Linked DNA regions of Homo sapiens: region 2 is linked to region 1. Evidence: read pairs that join two places in POLR2A ChIA-PET (ENCODE). Cell type or tissue: A673. All regions are shown on one strand. Links, peaks and the distances in the headings refer to the core of each region. The heading gives the core; the rest is flanking DNA. Region 1 has its middle 26 kb from the start of LINC02038. Region 2 has its middle 92 kb from the start of XXYLT1-AS1.

What was found. Peaks named below come from ENCODE experiments on the same cell type or tissue, not always from the same donor. Only the 100,000 strongest peaks of a DNase experiment are listed, where the experiment ranks them.
Region 2: POLR2A ChIA-PET joins it to region 1 with 5 read pairs; 1 of 35 experiments calls an interaction of 5 or more read pairs at or near these places.

What each region holds. Positions count from the first base shown.
Region 1 is chr3:193,814,965-193,820,335 of GRCh38, reverse strand. No RefSeq gene overlaps it. Among named protein-coding and RNA genes, the nearest start is that of LINC02038, 26 kb to the left of the region's middle. RefSeq lists enhancers at 277-904, 905-1,533, 4,333-5,244. In A673, for the core only: no CTCF peak of the experiment used is centred there; DNase peaks (open chromatin) are centred at 3,235 and 3,485; H3K27ac peaks cover 1,524 bases.
Region 2 is chr3:194,999,788-195,005,158 of GRCh38, reverse strand. No RefSeq gene overlaps it. Among named protein-coding and RNA genes, the nearest start is that of XXYLT1-AS1, 92 kb to the left of the region's middle. In A673, for the core only: CTCF peaks have their summits at 2,851 and 3,056 (motif pointing left); DNase peaks (open chromatin) are centred at 2,048, 2,348, 2,728 and 3,038; H3K4me3 peaks cover 836 bases; H3K27ac peaks cover 2,876 bases.

The DNA.
Region 1 (5,371 bases), core at 133-5,132:
CAGCAATATGTTGTAGTTTTCAGTGTATAAGTCTAAAATATCTTTTATTAAATTTATTCCTAAATATTTTTATGCTACTGTCAATGGAATTTCTGAAGTTTTATTTTTTGGGTTGTTCTTTGCCGGCATATAGGAATACAATTGATTTCTACATATTAACCTTATATTCTGAGACACTGTCGAATTCATTTATCAGTTCTAGTAGCTTTTTGAAAATTCCTTAGGATTTTCTACATATATGATCACATTGTTCACAAAAAAATGGTTTTATTTCTTCTGTTCCAAGGTGTATGCCTTGTTTTTTGCATGACTTATTAAACCGGCTAGGACCCCCATACCATGTTGAATAGAAGTGGCGAGACAGAATTTTTAAATGAGGTTATTTTACTCTGTGAGGATCCCAGGTGGTCTCTGACAGAGCAGTTCCAATAGAACTGCAGGGCAGAACCAGGCTGCTGCAGATGAATATGCGAGTGGGAACTGAGAGAATTACAGCTGCTGGGTGTTACCACTCATGAAGCTTGACTGAAGAAGGCAGGCAAATGGGTAAAGCACATTCCCTGTTCTCAAGAGGCCCGAGTATAAACAGGGAAGTTCTAGACATGCATTTCTTCAGCTCTGCTGCTGCCTTCCTCAGTCCAGCCACCTTCTCCCACCTGGAACTTCAACAGCCACTTACCTCCCCTTCCGGTTTCTATTCCCCCGTCCCATTTTCCAGTCCATTCTAACGAAAGTCAGAGAATACCTCTTAAAGTAAAAATCAGATTATATTACTCCTGCACTCAAAACTCGGCAACCATGGCCATCCAGGCACTGCGCGGCATGGCCCACCAGTCCCCCGTTCCTCGCTATGCCCCTGGCACACCATCTCGCCTCCTCTTCCTAGCAATTCTTTAGCCAGCTCAGGCTTTTTACAAAGCCTGGCTTCAGGGATTTAGGACAAAAATGTACCTGAGCAGAGATGCAGGTGCAGAGATGTGAATGCAGGTGCAGCCTGTCAACAGATGGGCTCATTTGAAAGAGAAGCCGAGTGAGGCTGGTCCAGGCTCCCCACGGGGATGAGGCTGCAGTACTTACCTGCCCATAGGGCTGTTTAGAGTGTAGATGCATTGCTTGAATGGCTATTTGGTCTCTAGTCTTCAGGTTAATGTGGTTTGTCTCACAGGCTCTCTACAACCTTGCACCTCGACGTGTGGTCTGTGGACCAGGAACATTGTCATCACCTGGAAGCTTCTTGGAAACGTAAAATCCTAGGCCACCTCCCAGACCGATGGAAGCCACATCGGCATTTTAACCAGACACCCTGGTGATTCCATGGTGCATTCTTATCCACATTAAATTTTGACACCCCATAAAAACTCACTCTTCTGAAGCAGAATTCACCTCTCTCTAGTAAAGAACTTTAATTTTTATAATGTGTCAATGAATGAAAATGTAAAACCTAGTAAGAGAAAATGGAAGGACTTGTTCATACAACTGGTAATTAAACAAATGGGAATGAAACTTGGCTAAGGAGAGGGGATGAAGAGGATTAAACTCATAAAAGCAAGTTGGGGGTTCAAATGAGATTTCCGGGAAGGCATCAGTTGAACTCTGCAGTGAATGGCCGACCTGTTTTCATTTGTTTAATAGCTGTTCTCATGGTTACTTCCGTCTCATAGATGCCCCATCCCTACAGTCATGCACATATTCGGTCAGTATGCTCAGCAAAAAACACCCCAGGACCAAAAAGCTTTATGGACATCAGGTTACAAGCTGTATTCTGCCCCTCCCTGCCCCCGAGCCTCTCACCATCTTAGAAAGGCAGGACCTGTGCCATCACTGAAAGCAATGGCATGTTGATATTTCCGTTTTGTTTTTTTTTTTGTTTTTTTTTTTTTTGAGATGGAGTCTCACTCTGTCACCCAGGCTGGAGTGCAGTGGCTCAATCTCGGCTCACTGCAAGCTCCACCTCCCAGGTTCACGCCGTTCTCCTGCCTCAGCCTCCCGAGTAGCTGGGACTACAGGTGCCTGCCACCACGCCCGGCTCATTTTTTGTATTTTTACTACAGACGGGGTTTCACCTTGTTAGCCAGGATGGTCTCGATATCCTTATCTCGTGATCCGCCCACCTTGGCCTCCCAAAGTGCTGGGATTACAGGCATGAGCCACTGCGCTCGGCCGGCATGTGGATATTTCAACCCAACCCAACACTACTGTTGGGCGAAGGCCTCAGGTGTCCAGGGAACAGAAGCCTTTGCAAGCTGGAGGGTGCAGGCCCCACACATTCTGCACCACCATCGGGGGTTCTCTTGTTCAGTGGTTTTACAATCTTGTTTTGTAGCCCAGTTCTGGCAATGCTGCCCAGACCATTCTCCTCTCAGGACTTCTCCTACAGTCCACCCAGAAGCAGAGCCCCACAGGATGATGACAGGTGCTTCTGACTTTGGCTTATGAACTCAGCCAATATTGTCCAAGATAAACTCTGATCTAAACAACAACAACAAAAAAAACTCAAAGTATAAAATGTGTGTCTCTACAAGCAACACCACTGTTAGAATGTCAGGGCTGAGAGACCTCATTTATTGGAACAGGCCTTCACCTGTGATCAATCACCAACAGCAGGCAGAATAGCAACGTGTTAAAGAGCTCACGTTTTGGCACCAGGCTGCCTGACTTTGAATCTTCGCAGCTGTGTGATCTTGGATTAAATGTTAACATATCTTTTCTTGGTTTCCTCATCTATAAAATAGAAATAATCATAATGCTTGCTTCATAAGGTTATTCTGAGGGTTAAATAGAACCATTAATCTACCCTGCTTAGGAGAATGCCTGGCACCCAGGACCCGCTCAGTAAATGTAGCTATTGGAATCATCGAATCCGCTGCTAGCATGGACTCTCAATGAGGGGAAGCACGAGGGGCTCGTGGGAGCTACAGCCTGGAGGAAGCTGGGGGTCAGGGAAGGCTTCAGGGGTAACTTGAAGTCTAGGAAGAACAGGCAACCTCCTGGGCTCCACATTCTACCTCTTATTTGTTCTGCTTATTATTCTTATTTGTTCTGCTGGAGTCCACGCTCGCATGTGGACACACACACATGCAACACGTCAGCAGATTTGCAGCTGTCAGGGACAGAACATGGGAACAACTGCCAGCAGCTGAGATCCCAGCCCCAGCGCGCTCACTCTGGCTGCTCCAGCTGTGAGGGCGGAGGAAGACTGGAGCCAAAAGTCAGCCTCCCCCACCCCTGAGAAAATCTCCCCAGATTAGGCAGCTGCCTGCTCTCCCTCCTCCTCCCCCTAGGCTCTCAGCTGGAGGATGGGAAGATGGATAGGGAGGCGAGGAGCCTGAGGCCAGGAAATTGGGTCTCTTTATTCCCATCTTCCTGGAGAGTGAGCAGGAGACCCCCGCCCCAGGATCCCAGAGTCTAGCCTTGCCTACAGCTGTTCTGCTTTTGCAGCCAGGCATCTGTCCGGCTCCATTGTCCCTGGATGTGGGTGAGGAGTGGGAGGAGTCAAGAGCTGCCGTCCAACTCTAACAGTGCTTCTCAGCCGCGGCTGCACTTCGGAGTCACTGGGGAGCTTTGGCTTGGGCCACGCCTCAGAAGAACTGAAGCAGAATCTCTGGGGGTAGGGCCTGGGCTCTGGTATTTTTTGGTAAAACTTCCTGGGTCATTGTACTGAGTACCTAGGGTTGAGAAAGATGGACAGATAAGGAAAACTAGCTTGCAGGAGTCATAAACCACAGACCTTCAGATCCGAATGGAACTTTGGAAACTGTCGGCCCAACACCCTTTTCTTTTCTTTTCGTTTCTTTTCTTTTCTTTTTTCTTTTTTTTTTTTTTTTTTTTTTCTGAGACAGAGTTTGCTCTTGTTGCCCAGGCTGGAGTGCAATGGCACTATCTCGGCTCACCACACCTCTGCCTCCTGGGTTCAAGCGATTCTCCTGCCTCAGCCTCCCAAGTAGCTGGGATTACAGGCATGCACCACCACGCCCAGCTAATTTTGTATTTTTAGTAGAGATGGAGTTTCTCCATCTTGGTCAGGCTGGTCTCGAACTCCAGACCTCAGGTGATCCACCCGCCTCGGTCTCCCAAAGATTACAGGCGTGAGCCACACAGCCCGGCCACCAACACCCTTATTTTCTAGACGGGAAAATATAAGGCCTGGGGAGGAAACATGATAAGCCTAAGCTGAGTGAGCTGTGGCAGAGCAGAGAGAGAACCCACGCGTCCTGATTCCAAGTCCAGTGTTATTTTCATGATGTGTATCACGACACATTTTAGAACTGCCCCTTGAACACTTATGCCTTGAAGGATAGTGCTTTAATAGTTGCTACCAAGAGTACAAAAATGACATGGCACCTGACATCAAAGAGCTGGACAGAGCAGCAGACATGAGCCACTGAATGTCATCACCTGGCCTTGGGCAGACAAGGGATTGCTAGATGAAGGCCCACGCTTGCCACCTCATTCTCCCCACCTACCCAGCTGTGGAACTTAACACTTACGGCTGCTACCAGTACAGCAATCTCACGCCTAGGCCTGTGCTAGAGGAGTCCAGCACTTTCTAGGACCATGCCCATGCCCATGGGCAAGGAGCCCAACAAGTCAAGGGCATACGGCTACCAGGAGCCTGCATTCCTCAGTCTAGTCCTTACCCTGAGCATCTGGAATTCCCTGTCAAAACACCACTAGCCAGGTCTGGGGCCTACATGGGTCTTTCCTCAGATTTGTTCTCCCAAGTATGGATTGTACAGCCAGCGTGTGTACCCCTAGGCCCAGGATATGCTGCCAGTGCGTGCACCTCAAAGCCTAGGGACCACCAAGGGATATATAACCAGCATGTGCACCCACCCCTAAGCCCGGGGGCCACCGAGGGATACACAGCCAGTGTGTGCACCCCTAGGTCCAGGGGCAACACAGGATATTTGCATTCAAGGGATTTGGAAGAGGACCTGGGCTTCTGAGCTGGGTGCCCTGCTGTGTCCAGATGGGGATGCATAATGGTCCTTGTGGGCAAGGACATTGCTGGGGAAGGGAAGGGAAGGGGGTTGGGCATGGGCTAGGGGTAAGCTCCCCTTTTGAGAATTCTAAATTAGAACATGGGCTTCATGTTATTATAAAGATCTATTTGTCTTGGCTGAAGGATAAAATATATTTTAGTTAATAGTTTTAGGCTTATTTTATAACTTTTAAATAATAGATTGATTAATTTGCATTCTTGCCCCAGGCTCTGCAAATGTTAGGGCAGGCCTCTAGCCCACACTTTATCTTTGTGTGTATTAGAAAACAGTGCCCCTTTTGCTGTCTGGGTAACCCCATCCAAGCATATAGCTTAGGACGTGGAGGGTGGTTGGGATTCCATCCCCATTTGGCCCCGTGGCCAGGTGTC
Region 2 (5,371 bases), core at 144-5,143, 1.2 Mb before region 1:
TTCCTAAAGCCCTTACCTTATTCACAAGGAGCATGACACGAATGGCTGTGGGGCCTGGGGACAAGAGCCCTGCATACATCTGCTTGGCTTGTGTACTGCACAATTCCAGGGAGGCATCACTCACATAGGCTACAATGTATTCCACCTGCACTGTGGGTGGGTGGCCCGACTGCAGAATCCTGGACGCAGCTAAACAGTACAAGGAGGCCGCCAGGAGACCCCAGACTGGTGCTATCAGGCTTTCTCTAATTTAGGGATGTAAACATTCGCTGCACCTCTGTCAGCTGCCAACATGAAGACAATGGCATTTGGGTGGGAGGGCCTGGGAGCGGTTAACTGGGTTCTATGGCTTGGGCAAGCCATGCCAGTGTTCTGGAGACAAGAGAGAATCCCCCCACCCAACCGTCCTGAGACATATGAATCTGAGGGGCTCAGGGAGACAAGAGTTTCTGAGTAGGCCTAGAGGGCCAATGGGAGGAAAAACCAAAGCGTTGGGTGTGGGAGCCCAGGTTTAGGACCTGCAAACTGAGCTGGGTGCCAGACTCCCAGACTGGACAGTCTCCAGCCAGCTAGTGATCAGATTTTATTCTTTCACTTATGATCATTTCACATCCATTGAACCCTTTCCTTGTGCCAGGCCCTGTAGCAATGCATTATACGATCTCATTTAATCCTCAGGGCACCCTTCGAAGGTTCTTTTGTGATCCTCAGTTTAGAAATGAGGAAACGGACACGGGGAGAGGGTCAGTCACTTGCCCGAGATCACACAGCATGTACACAATGGGACTGGGATCTGAACTCAGATTCTCATTTTGAACAATCATGCTCCTCGCCTTTGCTCAGAATCATCTGAAAATAGGGAACGTTTGCTTTAGGAAAGTAAGATTAGGGGAGGTGGACATGAACGGGGTACACAGGTCTGTCCCAAACACTCTGATCGTGGCATCATTCAACTCCCTGATATCCTCCCCTTCCCTCCTCTTCTACCTCCTCTCATGCTTTTTCGTGTCACAGTCATCCCTTCCAACCAGGCTAGTCCTGACCCCCTGCCTCTAGCGAGGGCAGGGAGAAGGCTATCTGCAGACCGTCACTTTTATCTCTCCATCAACACTCGGTCTTCCCTTCCAGATTTGGTGCTATGTTCACAGCCTTCAAGAAGCCTGCACAGGTTCATGTCACTCATGTATTCATCCAATACCTGATGAGCACCTATTTTGCGCCAGGGACCATTCCAAACCCTGGGATGCACACAGGAATGAGCTGCGTGACCTACCCTTAAAAAGCTCACAGTCTAGCTGGGGAGAAGGGGAGTGGAACAGAGTAGGAGAGACCAGGTGGTCCTGCAACAGCAGCTCTCAAGCTGAAGGACCACCTGGGGATCTGATTGAAAGCTCTGGGGTGGGGCCCAATGTCCTGCCATTCCAACAAGCTGCTGGGTGCTGCTGCGGGGGCTGGGGACCACTCTATGTGTACCAGGAGCCCTGAGTATTCCAGCTGCTACCACACAAATGAATGCCTGGTGCTGGGACGAGGGGAGCTCAGATAGGGAATAGGGGTTTGGGAAGGAGCTGAGTGAGGCCTGAGCCAAGTCCTGACCTAAGTGGAGGGGAAGTGATCTCGGTTGCCTTTTGGAAATGAAATGCATTCAAAACCTCACCAAGGGACCTGGGCTGGCTCTGTTTCCATCCCAGAATGCATACTCTATTTCTTCTGCGTTGACTTGCTTTGAACAAGTCACTTGCTTCTGGGAAATGAGGAGGTTAGGCACAGAAGTTGAGCTGAGGTTCCCTCCGGCTCTAACATTTTTAGGAGGCTGTGGTTCCCACCAAAACCAGCAGATCAACTCCATTTCTTGGCACACTCCTAGAGCCTGTAGACACAAGGGACCTAAGAAATGATGCAATCCGATCTCTTCATTTTGCAAATGAGGAAGCAGAGCCCAAGACGAGGTAATTTTGCAAGATTACATGGTGGGCCTGCGGCCAGACCCAACCCCAGACTCCCAACTGCCAGGCCTCGCTCCTCCCACTGGGGACCCCGTGCTGCACAGTCCCAGGAGGCTCCTTCCCCTTGTATTTCCTCTCCCATGTGAAACCTCTCCCACGGAGTCGTGCACAGGGGTCCTGCCTTCCGTGGTCCCAGACTGTCATTCAGAGTGAGACACATAACTTGCCTGGGAGGAATTAACTAAGCTCTTCCATGAAGAGCTAGCTGCCAACCATCAAAAGAAAGTATTCCCAGCCTGCCAGATTCTCATGGAGGGAAATTACAAGTCTTAGTAATGATCATCACAGGGAGCTCGGAGTAAACACAAAGTCTGTCTCTTTTTTAATCTCAAGTGATTGATGTGAGCAGTACAGCTTCCCTGGTGCTTTAAGGATAACAAAGAACAAATGGAACTTGGTGTGCCGAGTGCATTCGTGGAGGGTGGCATGTCACTGGGTGTTGATCAGATGCAGATGTGGTACTCACACCCACATGAACACAAGGGCTCACACAAAACGCTCACGTGTATAGCTCACGCATGTACACATGCACAACTGCACCTACCCACATTCATTCCTCAGTACTCAGGAGTGATCAGGGGCAAGGCTGTATTTAGCAGAAGGTTCTGGGCACAGTGTGTGCACAACAAATGCCCATTTGGAACTCTGAAAAGCAAACCAATGCACCCTGTAAGCTGAAACTGTATCCCTTTGAAAAACAAACCCCACCTCTCCCCCAGAGGATTAACTGGGTTTACCTCATCCACTGTTTTAATTAATATAGGATACAGCTGGCAGATGGAAGGCTGACGCTTGAGTTGCATGAATGCAGAATTTCAAATATGTCAACAAGGTTTAATGGGCATTGTGATCAGAATGCTTTGGTTAAATAAACAGGTGCAGCAAGAAATGCCAATAAGCACACAGTGTGTCAGGTGTTCACCTACGGGGAGGCAACCTCCCTCCCCCTCCTGCCCTTGGCCACTGTCCAGGCCAGCCCAGCTGTGACAAAGGGATTAGAAGTCCTGCCCCAGCTCGCCCAGCCAGCAAGCCCACCACCTGCTGGCTGTCTGAGGCATCCTCTCCCCTGATGCAGCCACACCACACCCCTCCTTACTGCAAGTGAATTCTGCAGACATTAGCAAAACTTGTGGGAATGTGGCAGGAGGGCTGGGACTTGTGAGCTGGGGCTCTTGCCCTCAAGAAGCCCCCAGTCAAGCCGAGAAGACAGGTCTAAGCCCAAGAAACCAAATTCTTCTTGTGGGCTGAAGGCTTCTCTGTACTTCATCCTGCATGTTCACTGAGTCAGCCATGCCCAGCAGAAATAAGAGTTGTGTCAATGGATGTGACATTGGCCAAGTGCTCTGGGAGGGAGGGAGATTTCATCTGCTGGAAAAATGGGGAAGGCTTAACTTTGGTGGTCTTTGGGTTGGACCTTGGAGGATGGGAGGAAGTCAAAAGAGAAACTTGGGAGGGGAGAGAGGCAAAGGGAACTCAGAGGTTGGAAGATGTCTGCACAAAGGCAAATCAATGGTTTGACTCAGGGGTCAGGGCTTGACATTGGGAGGGAGGGGGAGGATAGAGAAGCATCCCTGTTGAAGCCAGAGGAGAAGGTGGTGTGGATCACACAGAGACCTGAACAGCCTGTAGAGGAATTTCAGCCTTACTCTGTGGGGCAATTGGGAGCTAAGAAAGGCAGCTTTACACAGACCAAGGCCGGCTAGTCTTGAGTCTGCGGTTGTCACTGAGTAGCAGGGATTGTGGCAGCATGGAGGCGCAGGGTTAGGTGGCAGGAGCATGCCCACATCACACTCATGCCCCTTTATATTGACTAACACTAAATTCGCACTGTGATGGAGATGGCCCACTGGCCCAGGTGGCCGTTTGGCAGATCCGTTTCTTTTCCTCTGCCTCTATTGAAATGTACATGAACGTGATTGAGGATAACTGCTCCGAATCAGCACTGTCTGGCTCAAGAATATGTCTGGGGAACCCCAGGAGCCCTTAGCCCCTCGGTTTGAGAAATACTGTCCTAGCTACTCTGCTATTCCCCTCGGCTTACAAAGACCACCAGAGAACTCCAGATCTATATCGCAGCTTTTTGGTCCAGGTCAAACTGATTTCACCACACTGCTTTTGCAGTTATGTCACTGGCCACGTTGAGGGGCCTTATAAAGAGGTTAATGTGTTCCCTGAAAAGATTCTGTTGAGAATGTGCTCTAACATGCCAGCATTCCTTCACTTTAAAGACCTAAGTGAGAAATGCCTCAGGCCCTAGAACCAAGAAGAGTTGATGCTTTCCTGAAAACTGGTCTTTTCTTACCATTATCTTGGTCTCAAAACTGATCACATTTTCCTCTCTGCATTGGCTGGTAGGAAGCTCAGAAGCAAAAATATGGCTCACCTTTAACAAAGTGCATAGGACCTTACCATGCAGCTTAGAGGCTAATTTTATTTTAGTGTCCTCACTTTACTCTTCTTTCCCATCCAATTTCTTTGCATAAGTCTTTACAATCCTATGCCAAATTTATTTTTGTGAGCCACCAAGAATCATATGAAGTGGGGCATAACAAAATCAAAATTAATCAGGACTCATGGGCATTAAACTGGAAGAAATTTTAGAGAGAATCTAGTCTAACTCCTTAAATTACAGACAATGCAATTAAGACTTTGAGAGGAGTAGCGTGTCAGGCTGCCTCAGTGAGCCTGGGGTTTTGGGGAGAGCCTGGATTTCCACCTGGGTACCCTGATCTCACCTTTCCTTTCTGGTGTGCCTCCAAACCAAAAAATCTAGAAGACTTTTCTAACTCTTGCATGCAGTCTCATGAAACCATCTCTGTTTGAAATAATCAACCCATCCTGTCACTCTAGCTTCCTCTAAGGGATTCTCCTTGCATCACCAGCCAGGTTAACATACCCCTATGCTCTCTAGCCAAAGCCGGGGGAAGGCACCATCTTCTGCACTGCAGTGGGCAGGACCCGGACATTGAAAAAACATCCTGTTTTATGTAAGATCGTTCTGATGTGTACTCTAGACCTTGAAGTGAGCTGGTTGTCAGTGGTGATTAAAACTCAATGCAGAGGATGCTCTATTTTACCATCCAGAGGAAGGGCGGGGGACAGGTATTTTATAATAAACCTTGAGAGAGAGATTGCGAGAGAGATGGGGATGACAGCTTTTCTCCTGTGTTGACTCCCAGGCAGCAGTGAACCAGCCCCTCTGCCTCATTTGGAAACTGTAAACACCCAGCGGCATTATCAGAAATTCACCAGGGATGAGATGTCTAGTGAAGAAGTAGTTGGGTGGAGGGGACAGTCAGTGATTTTTTTCTCTTTTTTCCCCACAGCACTCTTTTTAAAAACATGACATGGGCTCTGCTGAATGA